Regions from separate parts of the Homo sapiens genome. Here region 2 is linked to region 1. Evidence: read pairs that join two places in POLR2A ChIA-PET (ENCODE). Cell type or tissue: PC-3. All regions are shown on one strand. Each heading gives the region's core, and the rest is flanking DNA. Links, peaks and the distances in the headings are about the cores only.

What was found. ChIA-PET counts read pairs that join two places held together with the same protein. Peaks named below come from ENCODE experiments on the same cell type or tissue, not always from the same donor. Only the 100,000 strongest peaks of a DNase experiment are listed, where the experiment ranks them.
Region 2: POLR2A ChIA-PET joins it to region 1 with 6 read pairs; 1 of 35 experiments calls an interaction of 5 or more read pairs at or near these places.

What each region holds. Positions count from the first base shown.
Region 1 is chr11:114,341,420-114,358,641 of GRCh38, reverse strand. No RefSeq gene overlaps it. Among named protein-coding and RNA genes, the nearest start is that of C11orf71, 50 kb to the left of the region's middle. In PC-3, for the core only: CTCF peaks have their summits at 10,051 and 10,255 (motif pointing left); DNase peaks (open chromatin) are centred at 8,421, 9,631 and 10,251; H3K4me3 peaks cover 729 bases.
Region 2 is chr11:113,290,494-113,303,041 of GRCh38, reverse strand. All of the region lies in intron 1 of TTC12-DT (TTC12 divergent transcript), which reads left to right. Among named protein-coding and RNA genes, the nearest start is that of TTC12-DT, 18 kb to the left of the region's middle. In PC-3, for the core only: no CTCF peak of the experiment used is centred there; a DNase peak (open chromatin) is centred at 8,871.

The sequences.
Region 1 (17,222 bases), core at 7,050-12,049:
CTATAACTTGATTCTAAAGTTTATAGGGGCCATGTGTGGTGGCTCACGCCTGTAATCCCAGCAGTTTGGGAGGCCAAGGTGGGTGGACCACCTGAGGTCAGGAGTTCAAGATCAGCCTGGCCAACATGGCAAAACCCTATCTCTACTAAAAATACAAAAATTAGCCAGACGAGGTCACAGGTGCCTGTAATCCCAGCTACTCAGAGGCTGAGGCAGGAGAACTGCTTGAACCTGGGAGGAGGAGGTTGCAGTGAGCTGAGATCGCACCACTGCACCACTGCACTCCAGTTTGGGTGAGACAGCAAGATTCCGTCAAAAAAATAAATAAAAATAAAAATGACAATTAAAGTTTATAGGGGAAGGCAAAACAAACAACAACAACAACAACAAAACCCTCACAGAATAGCCAATACAATATTGAGAAACAAACTTGGAGGACTGAAAGTACCCAGCTTCAAGACATACTATAAAACTACAGTTATCAAGACAGTGTGGTATTGGCAAAAGAAGAGGCAAATAGATCAATAGAACACAAGAGAGAGGTCAGAAATAAACCCATACAAATACAGTTAACTGATCTTTGGCAAAGGAGCAAAGGCAATTCAATGGAGAAAGGATAGTTGTTTCTTAACAAATAGTGCTGGAACACATGTACATCAACATGTAAAAATATGAATCCTGACATAGGCCTTATATCTTTCACAAAAATTGACTCAAAATGGATCATAGGCTTACCTGTAAAATATAAAACTATAAGACCCCTAGGAGATATCACAGGTAAAATCTAGATGATCTCTGCTTTGGGGATGACTTTTTAGATACAACACCAAAGGATGATCAATGAAGGAAAATATTGGCAAGAGAAACTTCATTCTGTTGGGGTGATCAGACCCAACACCAGGTCGTGGGGGTGACAAAGTCCGGCGGAGCCAAAGGATGGAGAAAAAGACAGTTCGAGAGAGACAGGTGGGACACCATCTAGTTTACAGAGGCTGCGAAGGCCCCAAGCTCTGGGAGCCCACGCTATTTATTGGTAATCCAAGAAAGAAACAGGTGGTGAGAATTTGGAGGTCAAAAGGGCACATTGCATTAAGCACATGATTTACAGCTGTGATGGTTCAACATTTATATGGAACATGTTCTGCTACTTGAGATAATGGGAATAGGAGACTAGGAGCCTAGGAGGGCTAGAAGCAAGGAGCCAGCAAGTCGAGACACATTCCAGAGGACATTAGGCAGGCCCTGCCTCAGTTTCCCTCCCAACATTCAGCTTTTTCCCAACACATTCAACTTAAAAAGTTTTGCTCTGTGAAAGACACTGTTAAGAGAATGACAGATGAGCCTCAAACTGAGAGAAAATATTTCAACCCAAATGAGTTGAAAACACAAACCTGCTTACAAATGTTTATAGCAGCTTTATTAATAATTGCCAAAACTTGGAAGTAACCAAGATGTCTTTCAATAGGTGAATGAATAAATGGAATATTGTTCAATGATAAAAAGAAATGAACTATCAAGCCATGAAAAGACGTGGAGAAACTTCAATGCATATTGCTAAGTGAACAGTCTTATAGTGCTACATACTGTATGATTCCAACTATATGACATTCTGGAAGACGCAAAACTACGGAGACAGCAAAAAGATTAGTGATGGCCAGGGGTTGAAGGGAGGGTAAAATGAGTAGATGGAGCAGAGAGGATTTTTAGGCAGTGAAACTGTGCTGTAAGGATGTACTGTAAGGGTGGGTGGACACATTTGTCAAAACCCGTGAATGTACAAGAGTAAATTCTAATTCTAATAAATTTCAGGTTTTAGTTCATACTGGTTCATCAGTTGTAACAAATGTGCCACACTAATGCAAAACATTAATAATAAAGGAAAATGGGGGTTGGGTGGGAAGTGTATATGGAAACTATATTTTCTGTTCAATTTCCTATAAACCTAAAACTATTATCAAAAACAGTCTATTATTTTTTAAAAGTGTATGTGAAAGCCATTTCTAAGTAAAGCACTAAAGAAGGATATTTTGGCTACAAGTAATAGAAAACTCAGTTAAAATATATGTGTGGTTTTTTGTTTGTTTTTCAAGACAGGGACTCCCTCTGTCCCCCAGGCTGGAGTGTGCAGTGATACGATCATAGATTACGGCAACCTCGAACTCCTGGGCTCAAGGGATCCTCCCACCTCAGTCTCCCCAATAGCTGGAACTACAGGCCCACATCACCATACCCAGCTATTTTTAAATGGTTTCGTAGAGATGGGTTCTTGCTATGTTGCCAGGGCTGATTTTGAATTCCTGGCCTCAAGTGATCCTCCCACTTGGTCTTTCAAAATGCTGGGCACCACTGTGGCTGGCCTATATGTTTTCTTGATTGTGCACACCTAACAGTAAAAGAAAAATTGTTTGAGAATGCACTCAACAATTTATATAAAAGTATGTATTCATTTATATATAAAGTATACACATTACCTGTATCAATGTTATGTACATTTTATAAACATACATAAAAATACAATTTTATACATTTTATAAATGTATATAAAAATACAATTTTAACAATATAATAAATATAAATAAACTTTAGAAACAGTTCCAGGTTTTATACTTACTACTGACATTTTTAGCGGGGGTACTCTGCTTTATTATTTTTGAAACTTGAAAAATATTTCAAAATTAAACATCTGAGAGTCTAAATTTGTTTTTGTACTAGGTTTTGGTGGCTGTCAGAATAGAAAAAATCCTTTGCAAATGTTCATAGATCTAAATGAAAGAAGTTCATAACTGGCTGTCATTTCTTAAGAATGGTATTTTACCAAATGGTAATAAAAACACATAAAATGTTTATGACGGCTTTATTAATAATTGCTGGAAGTAAATCTTGGAAGTAACCAAAATGTATTTCAATAGGTGAATGAATAAATGGAATATTATTCAACGATAAAAAGAAATGAGCTAGGGGTGGATTGCGAGGTCAGGATATCGAGACCAGCCTGGCTAACATGGTGAAACCCCGTCTCTACTAAAAATACAAAAAACTAGCCAGGTATGGTGGCGGGCGCCTGTAGTCCCAGTTACTTGGGAGGCTGAGGCAGGAGAATGGCATGAACCCGGGAGGCGGAGCTTGCCGTCAGCCAGGATCGCACCACTGCACTCCAGCCTGGGCGACAGAGTGAGATTGTCTCGGAAAAAAAAAAAGGAAATGAGCTAAAAAGAAATGAACCACCAAGCCACAAAAAAACATAGAGAAGCTTAAATGCGTATTGCTAAGTGAAAAAAGTCAATCTTAAAAGCCTACATACTGTATGATTCCAACTACATGACATTCCGGATGAGGCAAAACTATGGAGACAGTAAAGAGATTAGTGATGACCAGGGGTTGAAGGGAGGGTAGAATGAGTATGTCAGTCCCATCCCCAAATTGTGAAACTGGTCAGTACATTACCAACTCCCCAAATGAAAAACATTGATCTTGAAAATTATTATTGGAAGGTTAGCTTTTATTTTTAATAAATTTGCTCAAAACTCACTGAAATACTCTGTTAGAAAGATTTTTGAAAAGTCGGATAAATTTGTGGTCTTACGCATGATGACACAATGACATACTTTTAGCAACAAAATACATAGTAATGAAAACATTTCCAAACATCCTTTAAAAAATACTCTGTCTAAATTTTGAAAATTATATTATTTAAGAAAATATAATCTTTGAGTCCACTTAATTGGGCATAGGTAAATTATAATACGTCAAAAGTCGCATTATGCTTATGAAACTCCCACTCCTGTCTCCTGGCTCTGTCTGGAGACACAGCTTTCTGACAAATAATAGACGAAGTGGAGCTACTGATTTCAATTTGTATTTTAAATATGCTTTTAAAAAATGAGGTGTTAACACATAGAAAGAAATTGATTTTCTATTGTTTTCTTTCTTCCATTTTGGAGATCACTGGCTTAAATTATAAGGGTTTTATTATGTAAATATGTAATATAATTTTATTATATAAATATAATATATATCACACACAATATAATAATATGAACTTATTTTATTATTATAAATCTAAAACCATCTGTATGGTTTTAGATTTTGTTCTCAGGTCAGGTCTGTCCCCTCACAGTTGCAAGACAGCAACTTCAAGCATCCCATCCTCAATCCATAATATTCAAAGGCAGGAAAAAAGTTGCTTTCTCTTTGTCTCTTTTTATGAGTGAAAAAACCCTTCCCATAAGCCCCCAGGAGGATTCCTCCTCATCCCTCATTGGCCAGAATACATCAAATATTTATGCCTGCCAATCACTGGCAAGGAAGATGAGGTCATAGACTAATCATGATTCATCTTCTGGGTTCAGAAGGAGGTCTTTCTCCTTAAACCACTCAAAGAAAATAAGATTCTGCTTGCAAGGAATGATGCAAGGAATGTTGTTGGGAAGGGAGCCAACAGCATCAGTCACAATCCTGATGCAGATATGATATTATTACAAAGACAGCGCACGTGTTAACAGAATAGTGCTCAGGTAACATGTACTGCTTGTTTAACGTGCACATCTTGTTTACAGTGAAGAAAAATTCTGGGTCTTGCATGAAATTATGGAATCATTATTTTCTTTTTATTCATGCTCATAAAATGCATATACAATGGGAGGTGTACGTTTATTTCAAGAATATGTATTTTCAGGGAAGAATTTCCAAATGCCATCGGATCACATTTAAAAATCCAGTATTCCCTTACATTTAAGTGCTGTGCTTCTTACGTGTCACTGAAAAACAAAAACAAAAACAAAACCTAGCCTGATATGAATTCTGCCACATTTGCCTACATGTTACTGATAATCTCTTGTTTATTGATTGCTGTTTGCTGCCAAAGCGAAATGTTTCTTTAAGTAGAAAATGCTGTATTAATGCGAGATAATAGTGGTCATTGCCAAAATAAGCTATATTTCATTTTCATGGTCATGGTCCATATATAGATGATCTCAAACCCAGGATAGTCATTCTCAAAGAATGATATCTAACCTCATTCTGTGATGTGCTGGCAAAAACCCAGATTCAATTAAAGTGAACAGCGTGCATTCTGGAAAATATAGGAGACAGGTTGTAAGCCCTCAAGGGTGCAGAAATCTTTCTTACTTTTTCCATACCATATCCCCAGTGCCTAGAATAGTACCTGACACATAGAAAAAGTTCATTAATACTTGCTACAAGAATGAATAAATTAATATAAATGGAATGAAACCATTAATAACATAAGCATTATTAATTTCAATCAATTAATATTTCATTATTATTGGAATTATTCTACCATATAGGAAAGGCAAATGAATAGTAACAATGTGTTAGTATTTATCCAATCCAATACATTCCAAAGATGGGGGTGTACAGGGGGAAAGAGAGAGAGGGAGAGAGAGAGAGAGAAACACTACATTTAGTGAGCACAAACATTCTCCTCATTCTTTTTTCTACATAGTAGGGATGGCTTCAGTAGGCTTTCACAGGATAAATGAAATCCTTGAAGACTATCTAAGCTGTAAACTCTGATTATTTGCCCACAAAGCAGCCTTTTGACTACTGATCTGGATGTCCAAATACTCAATACAATACATAGGTTTCCTGGAAATAAGTCACTTTCAGCCACCAGAAAAGTATAGCCACTACTATAAGTTAATATGATGGCATTCTGTGGTATATAGAAAACATCATGTGAATGCCTACATCTCTAACTTTGCTGGGAAGGCCTGAGATGGCCGGCTTGTAGTGCTAATTAGATGGGTGCTGATATGTTCAGGGTTGTGAACTTCATCCCCAAGAACTCTCAGAATCCACTTGTATCTGAATCAGACTGGTGGTACTTTCCAAGATGGTAGCTGGGACAGCAGCCCCACTCTGGTGGCTCTAGTTACCTGGACCCATCCCTGAGTGAGCTGCTGAGTGACAAGTTAATTAAGTTCTCTGTGGGACCCTCAGACCAGGTGAAATTCAGAAGTTCTATGCAATCCATAGACAGGGGCTTGCCACATCTCAAACATGAAATAATGCATTTCTTCATCCCTCCCATACAAATATTGATAATTTATAGCTATATGAGGAGGAGGCTAAGAAATTGTTCTAAATTATCTTAAAATGTTTTGGGAGTTAAGATTATCCTGAAGCCTCCACAGATGATCCAAGGAGCAGAGCGTGTCTTTGCAATGGCTCTGTCCTCACTTCTGCGAATTATTTACTAAGGTGGCTATTTTCCCAGAGTTGACTTGCCCCAGTGTGCCCTGTTTTTCAAGTGCAGCCTCTATAGAACACCTACATCTTTCAATGCTTCCATGGAGCTATGGCTCTAGACTGAGGTGTGTGGTAAATGTGCACTGCAATCTCCTGTAAATCTGGGACGACACCAGAGGCTTCTTCTTTTTTTTTTTTTTTTTTTTTTTTTTTTGAGACAGAGTCTCACTCTGTTGCCAGGCTGGAGTGCAATGGCACAATCTCGGCTCACTGCAACCTCCTTCTCCTGGGTTCAAGCGATTCTCCTGCCTCAGCCTCTTGAGTAGCTGGGATTACAGGTGCACACCACCATGCCCAGCCAATTTTTGTATTTTTAGTAGAGACAGGGTTTCACCATATGGGCCAGGATGGTCTCGATCTCTTGACCTCATGATCTGCCCACCTTGGCCTCCCAAAGTGCTGGGATTACAGGCATGAGCCACCATGCCCGGCCCACCAGAGGCTCCTTGTGTGGGTTGCATACAAAGGGAACATGGGCAAGTGGGATTCTACTTGAGGAGGTCTACAACGGGAAAGTCATTGGCTTTGAGAGGATTAGAGTAGCAGAAAGTTGGGAAAAGGTGTTAAGAGGCCTGGAGCCTGGCTGCAAAAGGCATTGAGATGTCTACAGCTTAACTTCATTGGTTGCTAGAGGCATGGAATATGAACGTGCTTGTCCCACCTACAGATAGGTGCTTTTGCTTTTAAGGCAGTTTTCTGCTCCATAAGGTGGGTTTGAGACACCCTTGTGCTCTCCCAGTCAATATTTGTGATGCATTGTGGGGCATTCTAAAGGTAGCTCCTGGTTCTCAGGATCACTCTTCTGGTAAAGTCCTCTCCATACATAAGGTGATGGAGCTGGTGCAGGGCCTGACAGGAATATAATTGCTATTTCATTGCATCCATTTCATATTACAAAGGCCAGTTGAGTTCTGGTGAGTGGCATCTATTTAGACCAGGAATAGCAGGAATGCTATTACTGACAAAGTGAGCCTCCATAGATGGGAGTAGATGTGAAAGGGATCAAAGAAAGGAGGGTCACAGAAGATTGTCCCAAATAGCGTTGGTGTGTTTGAAGCTCAGCATTATTGGTTGGGTTTTCAGGGGCCTGATGAACTGTGGACAAACTGATAAAATCTACTTTGTGGCTATCTAGAGGTAAAACCATAACCTGGACTACTTCCTGTGACCCTAAAAACATCCTGATCTTTGCAAGTTCTCCTGTATAGCTAAAGGCATTCCTAGTTAGCAACATTGACATTTTCTATTTATATTCCTGAAAATTTCTGAAATTTTCCTGATAAAGTTTAATATTTGAAGAGTGTTGCCTTTTGCTAATCTCAGATTTAGTATTGAAAGGTGTTTCAAGGCCGGGCGTGGTGGCTCATGCCTGTAATCCCAGCACTTTGGGAGGCCGAGGCGGGTGGATCACCTGAGGTCAGGAGTTCGAGACCAGCCTGACCAACATGGAGAAACCCCCATCTCTACTAAAAATACAAAATTAGCCGAGCGTGGTGGCACATGCCTGTAATCCCAGCTACTCGGGAGGCTGAGGCAGGAGAATCGCTTGAACCTGGGAGGCGGAGGTTGAGATCACGCTATTACACTCCAGCCTGGGCAACAAGAGTGAAACTCTGTCTCAAAAAAAAAAAAAAAAAAGGTGTTTCAAAACTGACCTTGGGAGAAGAAAAAAGATCAGCGAGAAGCCACTAGGGATAGACGCAAGAGAGTAAGAAATAATCAGAAAGCATAGCTGAGAAATTCCCTATAAGCAAAAATAAAAATACACATATTATCTTAAAGCTAATAACCCAGGAGGGTAACCGGAAGAATATCTTCATGCAAACTTTAACAAGTATGAAGTAGTAGTGGGGTTTCCAGTGGAGGGTAGCTACAAGCAAGACTGTAAATTGCAGGCATGGGCATATATTATAATTGGCTACACTGATAAGGGGTGGGGATGGAGGGACATTGTCTTTACGCATTTTGATAAACGGAATAAATGATGCTCTGTGGGCCCTAAGGGGACCGCCTAGCAAAGGCAGATGATGTCTACTACCAATTAATTAAAAGTTAGAAGTGAGTGTAATCGAGGCTGTTGAGTTCGTACCCAGGTATGCAAACTTTAGCATGCATCAGAATCACCTGGAGGGCTTCTAAAAACATCGATGACTGGCTGAGCCGGTGACTCACGCCTGTAATCTCAGCACTTTGGGGGGCCAAGGTGGAAGGATGGCTTGAGCCCAGGAGTTTGAGACCAGCCTGGGCAACATGACAAATCCCTGTCTCTACAAAAAAGAAAAACAAAACAAAGCAAAAAACATCGATTACTCGGCCCCACTCTCCAGAGTTTCTGATTCAGAAGGAGTGGAACAGGGGCCTGAGAATTTATATTTCTAACAAGTTCCTAGATACCGCTGATCTGGGATCACTCATTGAGAACCACTGACTCAGAAAAAGAGTAAAAAGGTTCTTAGCACTCAGTTCTTAACTTAGACCCTCACATTCCACACAGGTGAGGGATTTTTAAACATTTTGTGCATGTGTATCAGAGAGTTACAAATCATATTACAAAAATTAAATAGAATACTTTTTCTAACTGTAATTAATCAGAAATTTATTTTTATGACTTAGAGAATAGAAGAAATTCAAATTATAAAGTAATAATGGGTAGGATTATATAAAAGTGTAAAATGGTGAAAACAGATCAAACTGGACCTAGGAAAATTCTCAGATAATCCTGATGGATACATAGACGTCTTACAAGAATTAGGACAATCTTTTGATTTAGCATCCAGAGAGATTATGTTGTTGTTAGGTCAAACATTAACTCCTAACGAAAAAGAGACCACCTTAGCTGCAGCCCAGGAGTTTGGGGATCTCTGGTATCTAAGCCAGGTAAATGATAAAATGACATCAGAAGAAAGGGAACAATTCCCCACAGGCCAACAGGCAGTTCCCAGTGTGGATCCCCATTGGGACCTCGATTCGGAGCATGGACACTGGAGTCACAGGCATTTACTGACTTGTATACTAGAGGGATTAAGAAAGACCAGAAAAAAGCCGATGAATTACTCAATGATGTCCACCATATGCAGGGAAAGGAAGAAAACCCTACGGCATTTTTAGAGAGGTTAAGGGAGGCATTAAGAAAGCATACCTTTTGTCACCTGACTCTATTGAAGGCCAACTAATTTTAAAGGATAAGTTTATCACTCAGTCAGCTGCAGACATAAGAAAAAAACTTCAAAAGTCTGCCCTGGGCCCCCAGCAAAATTTGGAAACTCTATTGAATTTGGCAACTTCAGTGTTTTATAATAGGGATCAGGAGGAGCAGGCTGAACGAGACAGATGAGACAAGAAAAAGGCCGCTGCCTTAGTCATCATTGCCCTCAGGCAGACGAACTTGGGTGGCTCTGAAAGAAAGAAGGGCTGGGCAGGCAACCCACCTAACAGGGCTTGTTATCAGTGCGGCTTACAGGGGCACTTCAAAAAGGACTGCCCAAGCAAAAATAAGCCGCTCCCTCATCCATGTCCCTTGTGCCAGGGGGATCACTGGACGGCACACTGCCCCTGAGGGAGAAGGTCCTCTGGGCCAGAGGCCACTAACAAGATGGTCCAACAACAGGACTGAGGGTGCCTGCGGCAGGCGCCAGAGCATGCCATCACCCTCACAGAGCCCCAGATAAGCTTAACCATTGAGGGCCAGGAAACTAACTTCCTCCTGGACACTGGCGCGGCCTTCTCAGTTTTACTCTTTCGTCCCAGACAACTATCCTCCAGGTCTGTCACCATCAAAGGGGTCCTAGGACAGCCAGTCACTAGGTATTTCTCACACCCTCTAAATTGTGACTGGGGAACCTTATTTTTCTCACATGCCTTTCTTATTATGCCTGAGAGCCCTACTCCTTTACTAGGGAAGGACATATTAGCTAAAGCAGGGGCCATTATATACTTGAATATAGGAGAAGGAATACCCGTTTGCTGCCCTCTACTGGAGGAAGGAATTAATCCTGAAGTCTGGGCAGAGGAAGGACAATACCAATGAGCAAAACACGCTTGTCCAGTTCAAGTTAAATTAAAGGATCCTACCTCCTTTCCTTTCAAAGGCAGTACTCCCTCAGACCAGAAGCCCAACAAGGGTTACAAAAGATTGTTAAAGACCTAAAAACACAGGGATAAGTAAAGCCATCCAACAGTCCATGCAACGCTCCCATTCTAGGCATACAAAACTCCAGCGGACAATGGAGGTTAGTTTAAGACCTCAGAATTATCAATGAGGCAGTTGTTCCTCTGTATCCAGTTGTACCTAATCCTTAGACTCTACTCTCCCAGATACCAGAGGAAGCAGAATGGCTTACAGTCCTAGATCTTAAGTACACTTTCTTCTTCATCCCTCTGCATTCTGACTCTCAATTTTTATTTGCCTTTAAAGATCCGTGAAACCCAGCATTTCAGCTTACCTGTACTGTCCTGCCACTCATTATTGGGGTTGGGGTACTAGGAGGACTAGGAATCGGCATTGGAGGCATTACCACCTCCACCCAATCCTATTACAAATTATCACAAGAGTTAAATGATGACATGAAATGAGTCGCAGATTTGCTTGGTCACTTTACAAACCAGCTTAACTCTTTAGCAGCAGTAGCCCTTCAAAATCAGACAGCCTTAGATTTATTAACAGCCAAAAGAGATGGAACCTGTCTTTTTCTAGAAGAGTGCTGTTATTTCGTTAATCAATCTGGAATTGTCAACGAGAAGGTTAAAGAGCTTCAAGATTGGATACAGTGCCGGGCATAAGCGCTCCAAGACACAGGACCTTGGAGTATTGTCAACCAATGGATGCCTTGGCTTCTCCCCTTCTTGGGACCCTTGATGGCTATTGTGATGTTGCTTATCTTTGGACCCTGCATTTTTAACCTCCTTGTAAAATTTGTCTCTTCCAGAATAGAATCCATGAAACTGAAAATGGTTAGACAAATGGAGCCCCAAATGATCACCACTAGCACCTACCATCGAGGACCCCTAGACTGACCCGCCAACCCATTCTTGCACTACGACACTGAAGACTCCCCTCCCGAGGAAACCTCAACTGCGGAGCCCCTTCTACCCCGCAGTTCAGCAGGAAGTAGCAAGAACGATCGTCGCCCAACTTCCAAACAGCACTTGGGCTTTCCTGTTGAGAGGGGACTGAGGGACTAAGTGGCTAAGTTGGCTGGACTCCTTGGGTCAATAGGGACTTCCCTAAGGGGACGTTACCTAAGCCAAAATAAATCATAGCTGCAAGAGCCAAAATAAATCATAGCTGCAAGCAAAGGAATTAAAACTTCAACCAATCAAAGGGGACTTTCCCCTAAGCCAAAATGAGTCAAAGCTGCAAGATAAGGGATTGAAATTTCAACCAATTATATAGGGAGTTTAAGCTCTAACTGCAGCCTGATGTTTTAAACCAATCAGGCCTGCCAACCCACAGGTGGATAGAAAATAAGCTAATTCTATAGGACAAAAAGAGGAAAGGGGAGGGGTCATAAGGGGATATAAGCATAAGACAGCCAAGCCACAAACAGCATCCCTTCTGGGTCCCCTTCCACCGCGTGGAAGCTTTACTTTCACTTTCGCTTTAATAAATCTTGCCACTGCACCAAAAAATAAAAAATAAAAAAATAAAAATAAAGTAAGATGGTGAAATAATGAAAATTCACAAAACCAAGGCAGAAAGAGTTGTAAGAAAATAAGAAAAACTGTTTGCTATAAATATGGCTGCATATCGGAAGTTTAATATCTAAAGTATATTGCTTTTATTCAAACCAGGCTGCCAGTGGGACCAAGACACACACAGACAGTTCATACACCAGGAAAACCAACATAAAACCAACAGGCGAAACACTAAACCTTGGAAGTTAATTAAAGAAATTCAAATGGAAACAATTCTAAGGGGCCATTTAACACATACCAGATAAACAAGTATAAGAATAAATGATAAAATCCAGTACTAGTGAGACTGTTGTGAAATGGTTGCTGGTAAAAGTGTAAATTGGTTGTTTTTTGGAGTGAAGAGCCACAAGAATAATCATACCAGAAAATATAGCCTATATGGGCAATTCATAAAAAGAACAAAACACAATTATAAAAATATTTATAGCTGAATTATTTATAATAGCTAAAAGTGAAATTACCAAAATACTCAATATTAGAGAAATAATAAAACAAATAATGTGATATAAACCTAATATTCATTCATTAGAAATGAAAACATGAAGATTCTGCAAGCAAAGGGAAATGTGAACTGCATGGAAGTGTTAGGGGCAAAAGTACTGGATCTGGAGTCAAAAGATCTAAAATTAAGTAACCTTTGGCTAAGAATTCAACCTCTCTGAACTTTGTTCATCTTCTAACACAGCAGTTTTCCACCAATACACAGCAGTTTTCAAATGTTTTGGCCACTACCTAAAAATGTTTAATTTTTTCTTCTTTTGTCATAAGAGCACTTAACGTAAAATCTATCCTCTTAGCAAATTTTCAGTATTGTCAGCATTGGCAATCATATGTCCTATGTTGGGTAGGAATGTCCAGAACTTATTTATCTTGCATGACTGAAACTTTGTACCCTTTGACCAACCCTTTTTCTCCACCCCCCCAGTTCCTGGCAACCATCATTCTTTCTGCTCCTATGAGTTTGCCTATTTTAGATTCTACATGTAAGTGAGATCAGTCATACCTCAATAAAGTGGTTGAAAAAAAGGAAATTTTACATTGATTCCTTATAAACACAAACACATACACACACACACACACACACGTAATCACCGGTAATAATGGTAGGCCTGGTGCAGTGGCTCACGCCTGTAATCCCAGCACTTTGGCAGGCTGAGGTGGATGGATCACTTGGGCCCAGGAGTTCAAGACCAGCTTGGGCAACATGGTGAAACTCCATTATTATGAAAGAAATTACAAAAATTGTCCGGGCATGGTGGGGCATAGCTATAGTCCCAGCTACTCAAGTAGCTGAGGTAAGAGGATCACTTGAGCCCAGGAGGTTGAGGCTGCAGTGAGCCATGATCATGCCACTGCACTCCAGCCTGAGTGGGAGAAGACGACTCTGTCTCAATAAAAATAGTAGTAATACGTGATGGTCTATTCTATTCTGTTCTACTCTCCATTTCATTCCTTTCCACTCCATATAAAAGTGCTGGTCACTAAATTGATTTCAAACCCTCTAATATATCACAACCAGCAGTTCATAAAACACTGGTCTAATTTATAGGCATGCTCAAAGGTTTACTGCCAGCCCATCTCCTCTCTCCAACACTTCATGGTTTCCCCAACCCCCACAACCTGCAGCCATTCACACAATACACCCAGAGAGCTCTACTTTTAAAACCATGGCTGAAATGAAGCCATAGATGGCAGAAATTGTAATAGGCATGCAATTTTGTGCCAATCTACATATAGGGCATATGTGTTGGGAAGAATAAAGTGATATTTAATACAACTGGACTGGATTAACTTTTTTCTTAGATGGTGTCAACAGCTCTCTTGAATCTCTCTTAGGCTATTTCTTTCTTCCCTCTTCTCTCCTATAGCTCAAAAACCCAGAAACTGTATGAGTTACTTATAGTAACATGAACAAGCTACTTATAGTTCATATGAACAAGTGCGTCGGTTTCTACTGGTTTGGTTGTGGTAAGACAGGCCTGAAGGTGACTTCTTCTGCTTAGACAAGGAACTGGCTGTTTACGTTGCCTCTAGTTTTGGCAAAGTCTGTGGTAGTCTAGCTCAGCTCAGAAGTCCTGGTTTATAGTGCTGAACATTTGCCTCTGTGTCTTCTGTGACTTAAACTCTTCAAACGGTGGTTCTTGAATTTTATTTATTTTTATTTATTTATTTTAACTTTTATTTTAGGTTCAGGGGTACATGTGTATATGTGTATTTTTATTTTTTTGAGACAAGTTCTCCCTCTGTTGCCTAGGGTAGAGTGCAGTGGCACTGTAACACCTCACTGTAACCTCAAACTCCTGGGTTCAAGAAATCCTCCCACCTTGCCCTTCCAAAGCATTGGGATTACAGTCATGAATCATTGCACCTGGCCTCAAATCGTAATATGCTGAAGAGTCACCTAGGTATCTTTTTAAAAACTACAAATGTGTATGCCCCATTATTGAAGATCCTGATTCAGTGATGTGGTAGGTTCAGGAAATTACATTTTAAATAAACACCCCAAGTGCTCTCTCCAAACTGGGGAAACCCTCCTGTGGGTTCTATAGCCAAGGTAGAGGGCTGACTGGGATTTGGGAATTGCTGGTCCTGGCCACTGGTGCTTTCCACTGAGCATTTCCAACAAATCTTAGTTTTCTCACCTGTAAAATATAGAGGGCATATGAGATCTGTAGGCTTCCTTCAGCTTTACCCTTGTATGATGTGTCTAGAAATAATATTACATGAAAGAACAAAGCAAGAAACAATATGTACATTGTTTCCAACTTTGTAAAAAAAAAAAGTAAGTATGTCAAGAGACTAGACAAGGTCAAAAAGATATCTGTGTAGTGGCATTATAGTGCAATTGCAGATGTTCTTTTAAAAATAAACAATGATGATATTAAATAATTTTTTAAAAATGGCGAACAACAATGACAGGGACATCAAGGAGGATGAGAACTAAAACAGAACTTTGAATGTGAATGAGATGATTATGACATCATTAGTGACAATAGAGAGAGCGACTTAGTACCACCATTGGTTTGAAAATCATTCTGGAGCTAAGGAAGAAGAGGGTGGATAGTAAAAGGAAGTAGAAAGAAAAAGAGTGAGTGTAGCTAAAATGAAAAGACAGAGTTAGGACAACGTATCCCAGGAGACACTGAAATTCGAAGCACATTGAAAGGAAGTGGACTTAACAAAAAGTTACTTTTTCTCATAGAGGAGGAAGAAGAGAGGATCTGCTACTAACTGTTCCTCCAAGTAGGGCACATTGGAATTGTGTCCCAAAGAGTTAAAGAAACCAACGACTAACAAAAATTCTTGTTTGCAGGACAGCAGGTAAGAAAAGAAACAACTTGCTGAGACTCTGACGCTGACATCAAGAAAAACCTGGCTAGAATCGGTGGAAACTAAGATGGCTGACTGGAGTTTGCACAGAACAAGCTTGCTGGCGTCCCAGCCCGAATTTCCACATGTTTCATACTAACTCCCCCCAAATTCACACATGTGACCCATGAGATAGCAGGAAGAAACAACTGGACATGCGCAGGGCCTTCCCAGACCTCCTGTTTCCTTTCACCAGTTACCTATATAGTCTCAGAATCTAACCCCTGAACCTTTTCTAATAAAAATACTGCTTGGAAGCCAGTGCAGGGAAACAGATTTGAACTTGACTCCTGTCTCCTTGAGAGTCCACTTTCAACATAAATCTTTTCTTTTCTCCAAAACCTGGTGTCACAGTATTGGCTTCTAGTGCACTGGGCACCCTCCCTTTTACTCAATAACATCAGTCAGCTTCTGAGTGGTGCCCACTCAATGTCTTATGTGAGGACACACTTTTATTCAAGCCACATCTGGGAGGAGAAAAATCTCCCGGCTAATAATCAAAGTTCCAGTAACTGAAGTGGGAATATTCCTTATAGAACTGACATCTGCACCAGCCATTTCCTAGGAGAGGGCATCACTCCTTACGCCATCCACCTTGAGGCTAGTGCTGCCTGACATCTGTGCTCAGTTTCACTTCTAAAATACTTTCAACTATGCAACTTAATTTCACCTCCACAACCCAGCAGGGTATAGGGGAGTGAGATAGGCCTTGGCATGTATTTCCACCTTCTCCCCACCCCACTCCTAAGTCCTCCCCCAGTTTCCTGCCAAAGAAGCCCATATACAAAGATCAGTAGCCAGCTGAGAAGGATTTCTCACTTTATTAAAAGATGGCAGGACAAGAACCCAAGTTTTTTTAATTCTTGTTATGACTTTCTTTTATTATTATTATTATTATACTTTAAGTTCTAGGGTACCTGTGCACAACGTGCAGGTTTGTTACATATGTATACATGTGCCATGTTGGTGTGCTTCGCCCATTAACTCATCATTTACATCAGGTATTTCTCCTAATGCTATCCCTCCCCCCTTCCCCCCACCCCATGTCAGACACCAGTGTGTGATGTTCCCCACCCTGTATCCAAGTGTTCTCATTGTTCAATTCCCACCTATGAGTGAGAACATGCGGTGTTCGGTTTTCTGTCCTTGTGATAGTTTGCTCAGAATGATGGTTTCCAGCTTCATCCATGTCCCTACAAAGGACATGAACTCATCCTTTTTTATGGCTGCATAGTATTCCATGGTGTATATGTGCCACATTTTCTTTTTTTAAATTTTATTATTATTATACTTTAAGTTTTAGGGTACGTGTGCACAACATGCAGATTTGTTACATATGTATACATGTGCCATGTTGGTATGCTGCACCCATTAACTCGTCATTTAGCATTAGGTATATCTCCTAATGCTATCCCTCCCCCCCGTCATCAATGCTGAGAATGATGGTTTCCAGCTTCATCCAAGTCCCTACAAAGGACATGAACTCATCATTTTTTATGGCTGCATAGTATTCCATGGTGTATATGTATGTGCCACATTTTCTTAATCCAGCCTATTATTGATGGATATTTGGGTTGAAGAACCCAAGATTCTAATGCAAAGGCCTGGTAAAAGCTGAACTGGAGGTGGTGAGCCCATGTCAAAGTGAAGGCTCCTCTCTCCAATCCTTCTAAATTTGGAAGGGGCACTCTCGGGGCCAGAGAGCTGAGCAGATCTTGAAAGGATCTTTGGCTGAGTTTACCAATTTCAAAAATGTATGTGTCTGCTTACCTACAGCAATGGGAAAGGAAGATGATGCAGGGGGCTATGCCAAGCATTAGTGCTGGCCTTCAGTGCTTCCTGTGATGTAACCCTGCTATCAAGGGTGGCTCTATCAGTGATAAGTGGCT
Region 2 (12,548 bases), core at 6,268-11,267, 1.1 Mb after region 1:
GCATTTAGGCTGATTCCATATTTTTGCAATTGCGAATTATGGTGCTGTAAACATGCATCTGCAAGTATCTTTTTCATATAATTACTTCTTTTCCTCTAGGTAGATACCCAGTAGTGGAGTTACTGGATCAAATGTTAGTTATGCTTTTAGTTTTTAAAGGAATCTCCATACTTTTTTCCATAATGGTTGTACTAGTTTAGATTCCCACCAGCAGTGTAAATGTGTTCACTTTTTACCACATCCATGCCAACATCTATTTTTTTTTTTATTGTTTAATTATGGTCATTCTTGCAGGAGTAAGGTGGTATCTCATTGTGGTTTTTTTTTTTTTTTTTTTTGCACTTCCCTGATAAAGGTAGTGATGCTGAGTATATTTTCTTATGTTTGTTGGCCATTTGTATATCTTCTTTTGAGAATTGTGTATTCATGTTCTTTGCCCACTTTTCAATGAGATTATTTGTGTTTTTTTGCTGATTTATTTGAGTTCCTTGTAGGTTCTGGATCTTAGTTCTTTGTCAGATGCATAGTTTGTGAATATTTTTTCCCACTGTGTGGGTTATTTATTTTGCTGTGCAGAAGCTTTTTAGTTTATTAAGTCCCATCTATCTATCTTTGTTTTTGTTGCATTTGCTTTGGGTTCTTGCTCATGAACTCTTTGCCTAAGCCAATGTGTAGAATAGTTTTTTCAGTGATATCTTCTATAATTTTTATGGTTTCAGATCTTAGATTTAAGTCTTTGATCCATCTTGAGTTGATTTTTTTTTTTTTTTTTTTTTTTAGATGGAGTCTTGCTCTGTCACCAGGTTGGAGTGCAGTGGCGCAATCTCGGCTCACTGCAACCTCCGCCTCCTTGGTTCAAGTGAGTCTCCTGCCTCAGCCTCCCAAGTAGCTGGGACTACAGGTGCATGCCACCACACCCAGTTAATTTTTGTATTTTTAGTAGAGACAGGTTTTCACCATGTTGGCCAGGATGGTCTCAATTTCCTGACCTTGTGATCCATTCACCTCGGCCTCCCAAAGTCCTGGGATTACAGGCATGAGCCACCCTGCCCGGCCGAGTTGATTTTTGTATAAGGGGAGAGAGGAGGATCCAGCTTCATTCTTTCACATGTGGCTAGCCAATTATCGAAGCACCATTTCTTGCATAGGGTGTCCTTTTCCCACTTCATGTTTTTGTTTGCTTTGTCAAAGATCGGTTGGCTACAACTATTTGGCTTTATTTCTGAGTTCTATATTCTGTTCCATTGGTCTGCATGCCTATTTTTATACCAGTACCATGCTGTTTTGGTGACTATGACCTTATAGGTTGAAATCGGGTAATACGATGCCTCCAGATTTGTTCTTGTTAATTAGTCTTGCTTTGGGTATGTGTGCTCTTTTTGGATTTCATATGAATTGTAGGATTGTTTTTTCTAGTTATGTGAAGAATGTTGATGGTATTTCGACGGAGATTGCATTGAATCTACAGATTGCTTTTGGCAGTATGGTCATTTTCACAATATGGATTCTATCCACCCACGGGCATAGGATGTGATTCCATTTGTGCCATCTATGACTTCTTTCAGTGTTTTATAGTTTTCTTTGTAGAGATCTTTCACCTCCTTGGTTAAATATATTCCTAATTATTTTAAGTTTTTTGTTGTTGTTGTTTTGCAGCTATTATAAAAGGGGTTGAGTTCTTGATTTGATTATCATCTTGGTCATTGTTGGTGTATAGCAGTGCTACTAATTTGTATACATTCATTTTGTATTCTAAAACTTTACTGAATTCATTGATCAGATCTAGGAGCTTTTGGAATGAGTCTTTAGGGTTTTCTAGGTATATGATCATATAATTGGTGAACAGCAAGTTTGACTTCCTCTTTATCGATTTGGTTGCCCTTTATTTCTTTCTCTTGTCTGACTGCTTCGGCTAGGACTTCCAGTACAATGTTGAATAGAAGTGGTGAAAGTGGGTGTCATTGTTTTGTTCCAGTTCTCAGGCAGAATGTGTTCAACTTTTTCCTGTTTGGTATATAGGCTGTGTGTTTGTCATAGATGGCTTTTATTACCTTGAGGTAAGTCCCTTCTGTGCCAATTTTGCTGAGAGTTTTAATCATAAAGGGATGCTGGATTTTGTCAGTGCTTTTTCTGCATCTATTGACATGATCATATGATTTTTGTTTTTAATTCTATTTCTATGATGCATCACATTTATTGACTTGTATATGTTAAACCATCCCTGCATCCCTGGTATGAAATCCCCCCCACTTGATCATGGTGGATTATCTTTCTGATATGTTGTTTGAGTCAGTTAGCTATTAATAGTATTTTGTTGAGGATTTTTGCATCTACGTTTATCAGGGATACTGATCTGTAGTTTTCTTTTTTTGTTATGTCCTTTCCTGGCTTTGGTATTAGGGTGATGCTGCCTTCCTAGAATGATTTAGGGAGGATTCCCTCTTTATCTTTTGGAATAGTTTCAGTAAGATTTGTATCAATTCTTCTTTGAATGCCTTATAGAATCAGCTGTGAATCCATCTGATCCTGGACTTTTTTTGTTGGCAATCTTTAAGTTACTGTTTAAATCTTGCTACTTGTTATTGGTCTCTTCAGAGTTTCTACTTCTTTCTGATTTAATCTAGGAGGGTCGTATATTTCCAGGAATTTATCCATCTCCTCTAGATTTTCTAGTTTCTGTGTGTAAAGGTGTTCATAGTAGCCTTGAATGATCTTTGTGTTTCTCTGGTATTGGTTTTAAGATCTCCCATTTCATTTCTAATTGAGCTTATTTAGATTTTCTCTCTTATTTTCTTGCTTAATCTCACTAATGGTCTATCAATTTCGTTTATCTTTTCGAAGAATCAGCTTTTTATTTCATTTATCTTTTGGATTTTTGGTTTCAATTTCATTTAATCCTGCTTTGATCTTGGTTATTTCTTTTCTTCTGCTAAGTTTGGGTTTGGTTTGTTCTTGTTTCTCTAATTCCTTGAGGCATGAGCTTAGATTGTCTATTTGTGCTCTTTCAGACTTTTGGATGTAGGAATTTAATGCTATGAACTTTCATCTTAGCACTGCTTTTGCTGTATTCCAGAAGTTCTTATATATTGTGTTACTATTATCTTTCAGTTCAAAACATTTTTTAATTTCTATCTTGATTTCATTGTTGACCCAAGGATCGTTCAGGAGCAGATTTTTAAATTTCCCTGTATTTGTATAGTTTTGAGGGTTTCTTTTGGAGTTAATGTCTAGTTTTATTCCTCTGTGGTCTGAGAGATAGTTGATATATTTTTGATTTTCTTAAGTTTATTGAGACTTTTTTTTGTGGCCTATCATATGGTCTGTCTTGGAGAATGTTCCATATGCTGTTGCAAATAATGTATATTCTGCAGTTGTTGAGTAGAATGTTCTGTAAATATCTGTTAAGTCCATTTGTTCTAGGGTATAGCTTAAGTCCCTTGTTTCTTTGTTGAGTTTCTGTCTCAATGACTTGTCTAGTGCTGTCAGTGGAGTATTGAAGTCCCTTTCTAGTATTGTGTTGTCATCTATCTCATTTCTTAGGTCTAGTAATAATTGTCTTATAAATTTGGGAGCTCCAGTGTTAGGTGCATGCATATTTAGGACTGTGATATTTTGTTTGTTGGACTCATCCTTTAATCATTATTTAATATCCCTCTTTGTTGTTTTTTTTTTAACTGTTGTTGCTTTGAAGTCTCTTTGGTATGATACAAGAATAGCTACTCCTGCTTGCGTTTGGTTTCCATTTGCATGTAATATCTTTTCCACCCCTTTACCTAAAGTTTATGGGAGTCCAGCATTAGGTGAGTCTTTTGAAGACAGCAGATATGTGGTTGGTAGGTTTTTATGCATTCTGCCATTCCTTAGCTTTTAAGTGGAGCATTTAAACCACTCACATTCAATGTTAGTATTGAGATGTGAGGTACTGTTTTATTCATCATGTTAGTTGTTCCCTGAATACCGTTTTTTTCCCTGTTGCATTATTGTTTTTTAGATCCTGTGAGATTTATGCTTAAAGGAAGTCCTATTTTGGCATAATTTGAAGTTTTGTTTCAAGATTTAGAACTCCTTTTAGCATTTCTTGTAGCTCTCACCTGGTAGTGGCTAATTCTCTTAGCATTGTTTCTCTGAAAAAGACTTTATCTCTCCTTCATTTATGAAACTTAGTTTTGCTGGAAACAAAATTCTTGGCTGGCAATTATTTTGTTTCAGGTGGCTAAAGATAGGACCCGAATCTCTTCTGGCTTGTAGGGTTTCTGCTGAGAAGTCTGCTGTTAATCTGATAGGTTATCCTTTATAGGTTACCTAATGTTTTTGACTCACAGCTCTTGAGATTCTTTCCTTAGTCTTGACTTTAGATAACCTGGTGACTAAGTGCTTAGGTGATTATCTTTTTGCAATGAATTTCCCAGGTGTTCTTTGAGCTTCTTATGTTTGGATGTCTAGATCTCTAGCAAGACCGGGGAAGTTTTCCTCGATTATTCCCTCAAATAAGTTTTCCAAACTTTTAGATTTCTCTTCTTCCTTAGGAACACCAATTATTCTTAGGTTTGGCCATTTAACATAATCCCAAATTTCTTGGAGGCTTTGTTCATTTTTTAATTTTTTTTTTTTTTTTTGAGACAGAGTCTTGCTCTGTCACCCAGGCTGGAGGTCAGTGGTGTGATCTTAGCTCACTGCAATCTCCACCTCCGGAGTTCAAGCAATTCTCCTGCCTCAGCCTCCTAAATAGCTGGGATTACAGGCTTGCACCATCATGCCCAGGTAATTTTTGTATTTTTAGTGTAGATGGGGTTTCACCATGTTGTCCAGGCTGGTCTTGAACTCCTGACCTCAGATGATCCACCCGTCTTGGCCTCCCAAAGTGCTGGGATTACAGGCATGAGCCACCATGCCCTGACTAAATATTTTTTCTTTGTCTTTGTCTGATTGAGTTAATTCAAAAGCCTTGTCTTCAAGCTCTGAAGTTCTTTATTCTACTTGTTCTAGTCTATTGTTGACACTTTCCAGTGCCTTTTGTATTTCTCTAAGTGTGTCTTTTATTTCCAGAAGTTGTGATTGTGTTTTCTTTATGATATCTATTTCTCTGGAGAATTTCTCATCCATATCCTGCATTACAAAAAAAATTTCTTTAAGTTGTTTTTCACCTTTCTCTGGCATCTCCTGGAGTAGCTTAACAATCAACCTTCTGAATTCTTTTTCTGGCAATTCAGAGAATTCTTCTTGATTTGGATCCATTGCTGGAAAGCTATTGTGGTCTTTTTGGGGTGTTATAGAACCTTGTTTTGTCATATTTCCAGAATGACTTTTCTGATTCCTTCTCATTCGGATAGACTATTTCAGTGGAAAAATCTGGAACTCAAGGGCTGTTGTTCAGATTGTTTTGTCCCATGGGGTGATGCCTTGATGTGGCGTGCTCCCCCTTTCGCTAGGGGTGGGGCTTCCTGGGAGATGGACTGCAGCAATTGTTATTACTCTTCTTGGTCCAGCCACCCAGCAGGGCTACCAGGCTCTGGGCTGGTGCTGGGGAATGTCTGCAAAGAGCCCTGCAATGTGATCCATCTTCAGGTCTCCCAGCTGGGGATACCAGGACCTGCTCTGGTGGAGGTGGTAGGGGAGTGAAATAGACTCTGTGAGAGTCCGTGGTTGTAGATGTGTTTAGTGTGTTGGCTTTCTCAAATGCTGCTGACGCTAGCAGTGAAGTTGCCACAGGGACAAACTCAGGACCACTGGTTAGTCAGCATGTTGCAGGCAGTGGAATTAGCTGTTGTTTTCTCTTTCCTTGGAGCTGGGTTATTCTGTCATGAGTTGCTGTGATGTCCTGAGTTGGTTGACCTCCAGCCAGGAGGTGGTGCTTTTAAGAGAGCACCAGCTGAGATAGTAGAAGGGGGATATAAGCTTGCCCTACCTTAGCCAGGGTAAGTATTTGGGTTTCTCAGGTGATGGGCAGGGCCATAAAGCTTCCAAGAGTTTATGTCTTTTGTGATTGGCTACCGGGGTGGTAGAGAAATACCAACAGGTGGGGGCAGGGTTAGGCCTATCTGAGCTCAGACTCTCCTTGTGCAGGGCTTGCCCAGGCTACTGTGAGAAATGGTGGTGGAGTGGTTCTTAGGTCAATGGGGTTATGTTCCAGAAGGGATTATGGCTGCCTCTGTCACTAGGGAAGTGGGGGAAAGCCAGTAGGGATAGGGCTCACCCAGCTCCCAGGCAGTTGCCTGGTGAGGCCGGTCTCTCTCCTGCTGTACTCCACTAGTAGCACTGAGTTTATCTTCAGGCAGCCTGCAGGCAGAACCCAGATCTTGCCCCAGGCTATAAGCTTCCCTGCTGAGAAAACCAGCAAGACTTTGAAGCCACACCCCTCCCCATCTGCCCACACTGTCATTCACCCCTGGATTCTGCTCAAGAGAGTTTGTGCACAGTTGAAATTATTACAAAGTTCAGTTGGAAACTTCTTTCACCCTGTGACCCCTCCCAAATTCTGCTGGCTGCCTTCCCCAAGGGCTCCTATGAGATATAGTCAGGGATGGCCTCCCTGGGATTGAGCTGGAGAGGAAGAGTGCCTGCAAGCCTCTTCCTGTTGCTGCTTCTACTTTTATATTTCGCACTAAGTCCATTTCAGCTCTAGGTAAGGTTAAATCCTTCTGTAATCTGGATTTTCAGGTTCCCCAGTGAGGATGTGTGTTCGGAGGCCAGTTTTCCCCCTCTCACACTTTGGGAACTCACCGTTTTTTGCCTGTCTCACAGAATTTGCAGTGGCAATGCCGCTTCTTTCAAAAGATCTGTGAATATTTTTGCTTCACTTTCTAGTTTCACTGTTAATATAGGCAACAACCCACTGTGGTATTAGCATCAGCTGTGATGTCACTTATGCTGAGCAACACTTTGAAATCACAGTCGAAGCTTCCAACTGAAGCATCTTACACATGCTACCAGACCTTGTGTTTTGAAGAACTGATAAATAAGCACATGTATTACTGATGCGGTGTCATTGTCTGGGGTAAATACTCGGGGTTCGTCATCTCATGCCAAGAAAAGTTAGGACACAGGCACACACAAGGAGTTTAGGAGCAGAGGTTTCATAGGCAAAAGGAAGAGAAAGGAGAACAGCTCTCTCTCTCTCTAGTGAGAGAGAGGGGCTTCCAAAAGGAAGGACGAGCTGGCGGTGGAGTTTTCTGGATTTTATAGGCAGACTTGAGGAAGTGGTGTCTGATTTATGTAGAGCCCACAGATTGGTTCGATCAGGTGTGACGTTTACATAGTATGTGGGGAAGGCTGGCCACCCCACTCTAATCTTATTATGCAAATGGGCTTTTCACTTGACCAGAAAGCCCTTACTGTACACTTGGCTGTTAAAGAGAAGGGAAGATGGAGCCGCCATTTTGAACATGTCTAGTCTCAGGTAGCTTTTTCCTGCTGGCATTCACTGGTGCAAGCCTCTAGCTTGTTTGTCTATGTCTGCATCTGGATTTTACAGGCTGCTCTTTGTTAGAAAATGATTTGGGGGCTGCTTTTCATTAAAAAGGAAAATCTTACTGAGAACTCCTGTACCTTCACTATCTGCCTTAGTAATTTCTTCTTAATTCCTATGCCACAAATTTTTTTAAAAAATAGTTTAATAATCGTATATCAATGCAACTGTTTTCCTTTATAATCCCATGTATTTCATTTCAAAAAATCAATACATTAAAATTTAAAATATTCTGAGACTAGGTCCATAGGCTTCACTTGACTACCTGGATTATAGCAAAAATAAATATCCCCAACAGAAGAATTCCAGGTAATAATTGTAGGTACTCCCATTTCTAAGGGGTGGAGCTCAGTTCCTTTCCCCTTGAGTGTTCATTGGATTTAGTGATTCACTTCTAAAGAACAGAGTATGGAAGGGGAAAGTAGTAACCTTTTACGTTGATGTCATAATCCCTGAAGTCATGCAATGAGAAAAGGACCTCACCTCTGACATTCTTCCCCCAGAATCTATAACCCTATTCTAATCGTGAGGGAAATCATTACAAACCCAAATGGAGGGACATTCTGTGAAATACCTGACCAGTACTCTTCAAAAGTGTCAAGGTCATGACAGACAAGGAAAGTACTGCAGTCTGGAGAATATTAAGGAGAAGACTAAGCAGAAACCTAGGCTCCTGAGAACTAGGTACAACGTGGTTCCCTGGATGAGATCCTGGCACAGAAAAAGGACATTGGCAGAGAACTGGTGAAATCTAAATAAAATTTTTAGTTTAGGTAGTATCACTCTACTAATGCTAATTCTTTAGTTGGTAAGACTTCTCTGGCTATATCAGATATAACCAAAGGGGAGTAACATTAGAAGAACCTGGGTTAAGTGTATGCAGGAACTCCTCATACTATCTTTGCAACTCTTCTGTAAATCTAATATTTTTCCACATTAAAAGTTTAAAGAAAATCCCCTACAACTTCTTGTCCTAAACCACTCTCTCCTCCCAACTTCTAGTTCATGAATTCATTTGTTTATCCATTCAACAAATGTACTGAGCAACAACTTAGTGGCATGGGGATGGAGCAGGGGCATGAAGACAATGACAAGACAATGTGAAGACAGTGGCCTCAAGGAGCTTATGGTCTTTCCTGCAAATCTGCAAGACCTGCAGACAGTTATGATGCGATGGCATGAATGCTTCAGTGGAGAATTGTGCAGTGTGTGACACAAGCATAGGAGAAGGAAGAGAAGTAGGACTTTGCCAGGTGAGCAAGGCACTGTGGGCACAGTGACGAGCAGGTGTGCAGGCACACAGGTGAGAGAACACAGTGTCATCAGGAAACTATCAGTAATTCCATCTTATAGGAGTGAGTAATACAAGGGGAAGTTGCACTCAGTGAGGCACAGAGGGAGACAGGGGGGATATTCCAAGGATTGAGATTTTGTCCTGCAGGTGAAGGTAAACAACTGATGTGTTCTAAGCAAGTGAGTCACAGATTTGCACTACAGAAAGATAAGAAACCGGACAAGGTGGAGGCTCTCCGGCTACGGACAGAGGAATGACCCCAGGCTCTGTGCCTTGCCTTCTGCTTTGAGTCCTTCCTCTATTACGTCTCCCTGGACTGGTCCTCACTGCCTGAACACCCCCATCCTTTTTCTCTGCCTCCCTGCCTTAGAGCATCGATGTAGCCTTGGATTGTGCCATTCCTTGTTGAGACAGCTCCACAGACTATACATGTATGTCCTTTACTCACCTCTCACTTGCTGACTTCTTAGTGTTGTGGCTGGTGCTCAGCCACCAGGACTTTGCCTATGGGCAAGGAAGTGCATACAATTGCAAAGCACAGATGGGAGGCGTTGAGAGACCAAGTCAGCAGTTGCCGGGTTGGAGAGGAGGAGATGAATACAAGAGATGTTCAGTAGAGAAAATCAATAGAAAACATTGACAAATTGGAAATGGGGAGAGAGAAAGGAAGGATTCTGATGACAATGCCAGCTATTCAGCTTACAGAAGCGAATGGATGGCTCTGCCCTTCTCTGTGATAGGCAACAGAGGAAGGCGGGGGAGGGGAGGAGTTGGAGGAGGAGGGATGAAGAAAGGGATAATGAGAAGCTTTGGTGGGTTGAATTCATTGTGCTGGGGAAACAGTTGTCCATCCAGACTTTGGAAGAACCATTTAGGAAGAGGATAAAGATGTGAGGTTATCCACATATTTCTAGTATCCTGTGACAATAGGGTACATGTATGTATCCATACACATATGTGTCTCTTCCTCTTAAGCCAGTTTTCACTGAGAAAAATAAAGAGCTCTGAGCATAGAGTAAAATAAGTCTTGATTCAGGTTCTAGTTCTGCCATGTCCCATTTGTATCAAGGCTCTCCAGAGAAAACCAATGTGTCCACTGAGAAGTCCTGGGAGCAATGAGTACACTACACCAGCATCTCTTGAAACTTAGGTTTCCTGAAGAAATGGCTGCTTCCAGGACTGAAGAAGAGAAAGGACGAGATGAGAATGTAACATCCTGTTGTGTCAGGAAGTAATGAAGTGCTCAAAGAATGATTAGGTCATGTAAAAACCAGAAACCAGATGGAATGGGCTCCCACTGAGTGACCGGATCAGGGACAATCTGCACATCAAAATAAATAATGAAGCTAACAGAATTCACTGAAAACTAGACAATCACTAGTCTAGTCTAGTGGTTTTCTGATAGTGTTTATCTGATAGATAAACAATCAATTGAAAGTTTGATGGGGCACGGGATATTTACAAAGTTTTAAAGTCCCTCTACACATAGCATGCCCTCAATTAATGTTAATACTACCACAATGAACAAATGCTTTTTAACTACAAAGAGGGGAAAAGAGTGACTTCACAGCAAAAAAGCCTGGCAGACACCACCTTAATCAAGTGATCCAAGTGGGCATCGTCAGACACAGGAGGATGGAGATCACGTGCCACTTGGTAAGATGAAGCCAGAGTGAGAGGACCAGCTCCATGGCATTCCTGTGAAAGAGCAGCACCTGAATTTCGTTGTGAGAAAATGTTGGACAAGCTAAAATTGAGGGTCATTCTACAAAACCAATGGCCTGAACTCTTCGAAAATGTCAAGATCGTGACAAACAAAACAGAACTCATCTTCCAGATTGATGGAGACTAGAGAGGCATGAAACTAAAAAAAATGGTGTGTTCCTGGAGTGAATGTTGAACACACAAAGATTATTTTTCTTTTGTTTAAGGATCATCAGAGGAACAACTGGAGAAATTTGAATAAGGACTGCAGGTTAAAAAATAGTATTGTATCCATGTTAATTTTTTTTGAGACGGAGTCTGTCTGTGGCCCAGGCTGGAGTGCAGTGGTGGTGCGATCTTGCCTCACTGCAAGCTCCGCCTCCCGGGTTCACGCCATTCTCCTGCCTCAGCCTCCCGAGTAGCTGGGACTACAGGCGCCTGCCACCATGCCTGGCTAATTTTTTTTGTATTTTTAGTAGAGACGGGGTTTCACCATGTTAGCCAGGATGGTCTCGATCTCCTGACCTCGTGATCTGACTGCCTCGGCCTCCCAAAGTGCTGGGATTACAGAGGTGAGCCACTGCACCTGGCCCCATGCTAATTTCTTGACATTGATTTTGATCTTGATTATGTAGGGGAGAGAAGGTCCTTGCTTATAAGAAATAGTACAATATTCACAGGTGCTGGAGCATCTGGCCAGAAATTTACTTTCAAGTGTTCAAGAAAAAGAAACATCTTTGCATTGCATTTGCATTTTTAATGTAAGTTTATGATTATGATTGGGAGTTGCTGAAGACATTTGTGTATGTGTGTGTGTGACCAGTTTTTCCCTAATCTACCACAATATTGTCCTTTTTTTCAACCTACCACAATGGCCAAAGAAGAACTCTTATTTCCAATCCTAGATAGGCTCCTTATCTCAATAAATGGCCTGAAACATTTGCTTTCTTGCTTAAGACAAAGCCTAGGAGACATCCTGACCCCCTTTTAAGCCACATCTTCCATCCAACCTACCAGCAAGTCCTGCCAAGCCTACTTCCAACACAGATCTTGAACTTGTTCTCTTTCCATGGCTGCTGCTTCCTCCCTCACATGAGCCACCCCATGTGCGTGTGAAGGGGAATTTCATAAACAGGTCCATAGGAGGCTATGATCTCTCTGTGTCCCGTGGCCACATGTCTGGCAGTAGACCTGAGGTTGAGCTTGGTCAGAAGGATGCTGACGGTCAGCTGAACTTGCGTGGAGGAGAGCAAAGGTGTGCAGGACTCATGAGCACCTCCACATTTCTCTGTCACTGCAGGAGACTATAAGTCCTTAAGAGCATGATGGACACCACGTCCTTCTGCCTTCAAATCACACATGAGTTCTTCCTTTGTCTAATTCTAACTGGAACCATACAAACAAGGGGGTCTAGGAAATGTGACTGCTAGCAAACATGTCGATGAGCGCATTCCCATTGCATCGGCCCCTGCCCATGCAACCTCAAGAAGCCATGTGACCTCACTCTATCCCATCATTCTGCTCAGGCCTCTGCAGAGCTGCTGCATTCTCAGTGGTTTACGGTGGCATTCTCCGCCAGGAAGTTAACTCGGGAGCATGGATCACATCCATTTTGGTGCCTACTGAATCTCTAGCACTAGAGCAGTGCCTTAGTCCATTCAGGCTAAAATCCACAGACTGGGTGGCTTATTAACAACGGAAATGTATTTCTTACAGTTGGGAAGGCTGGAAGTCCAAGATCAAGGCACTAGTAAATGGTGTCTGGTGAGGTCCCACTTCCTGGGTCATAGACCTTCTTCTCACTGTGTCCTCACATGGTGGAATGGGTGAGGGAGCTCTCTGGGGTCTCTTTCATCAGGGCATTAAACAAGGGATCCACCCTCATGATCTAGTCACCTCCCAAAATCCCTTAGGGGTTAGGATTGGGGGTTAGGAGTTCGACAAATGAACTGTAAATAACAACATTCAGTTTATAGCAAACAGGGAGTGGCACATGGTAATGAATAAATGCCCCCCCCCCCACTCACCTTGACATATGATTCTCTATTTTTGGATCTGCTACTTACAACAGCTTACTTCCACATG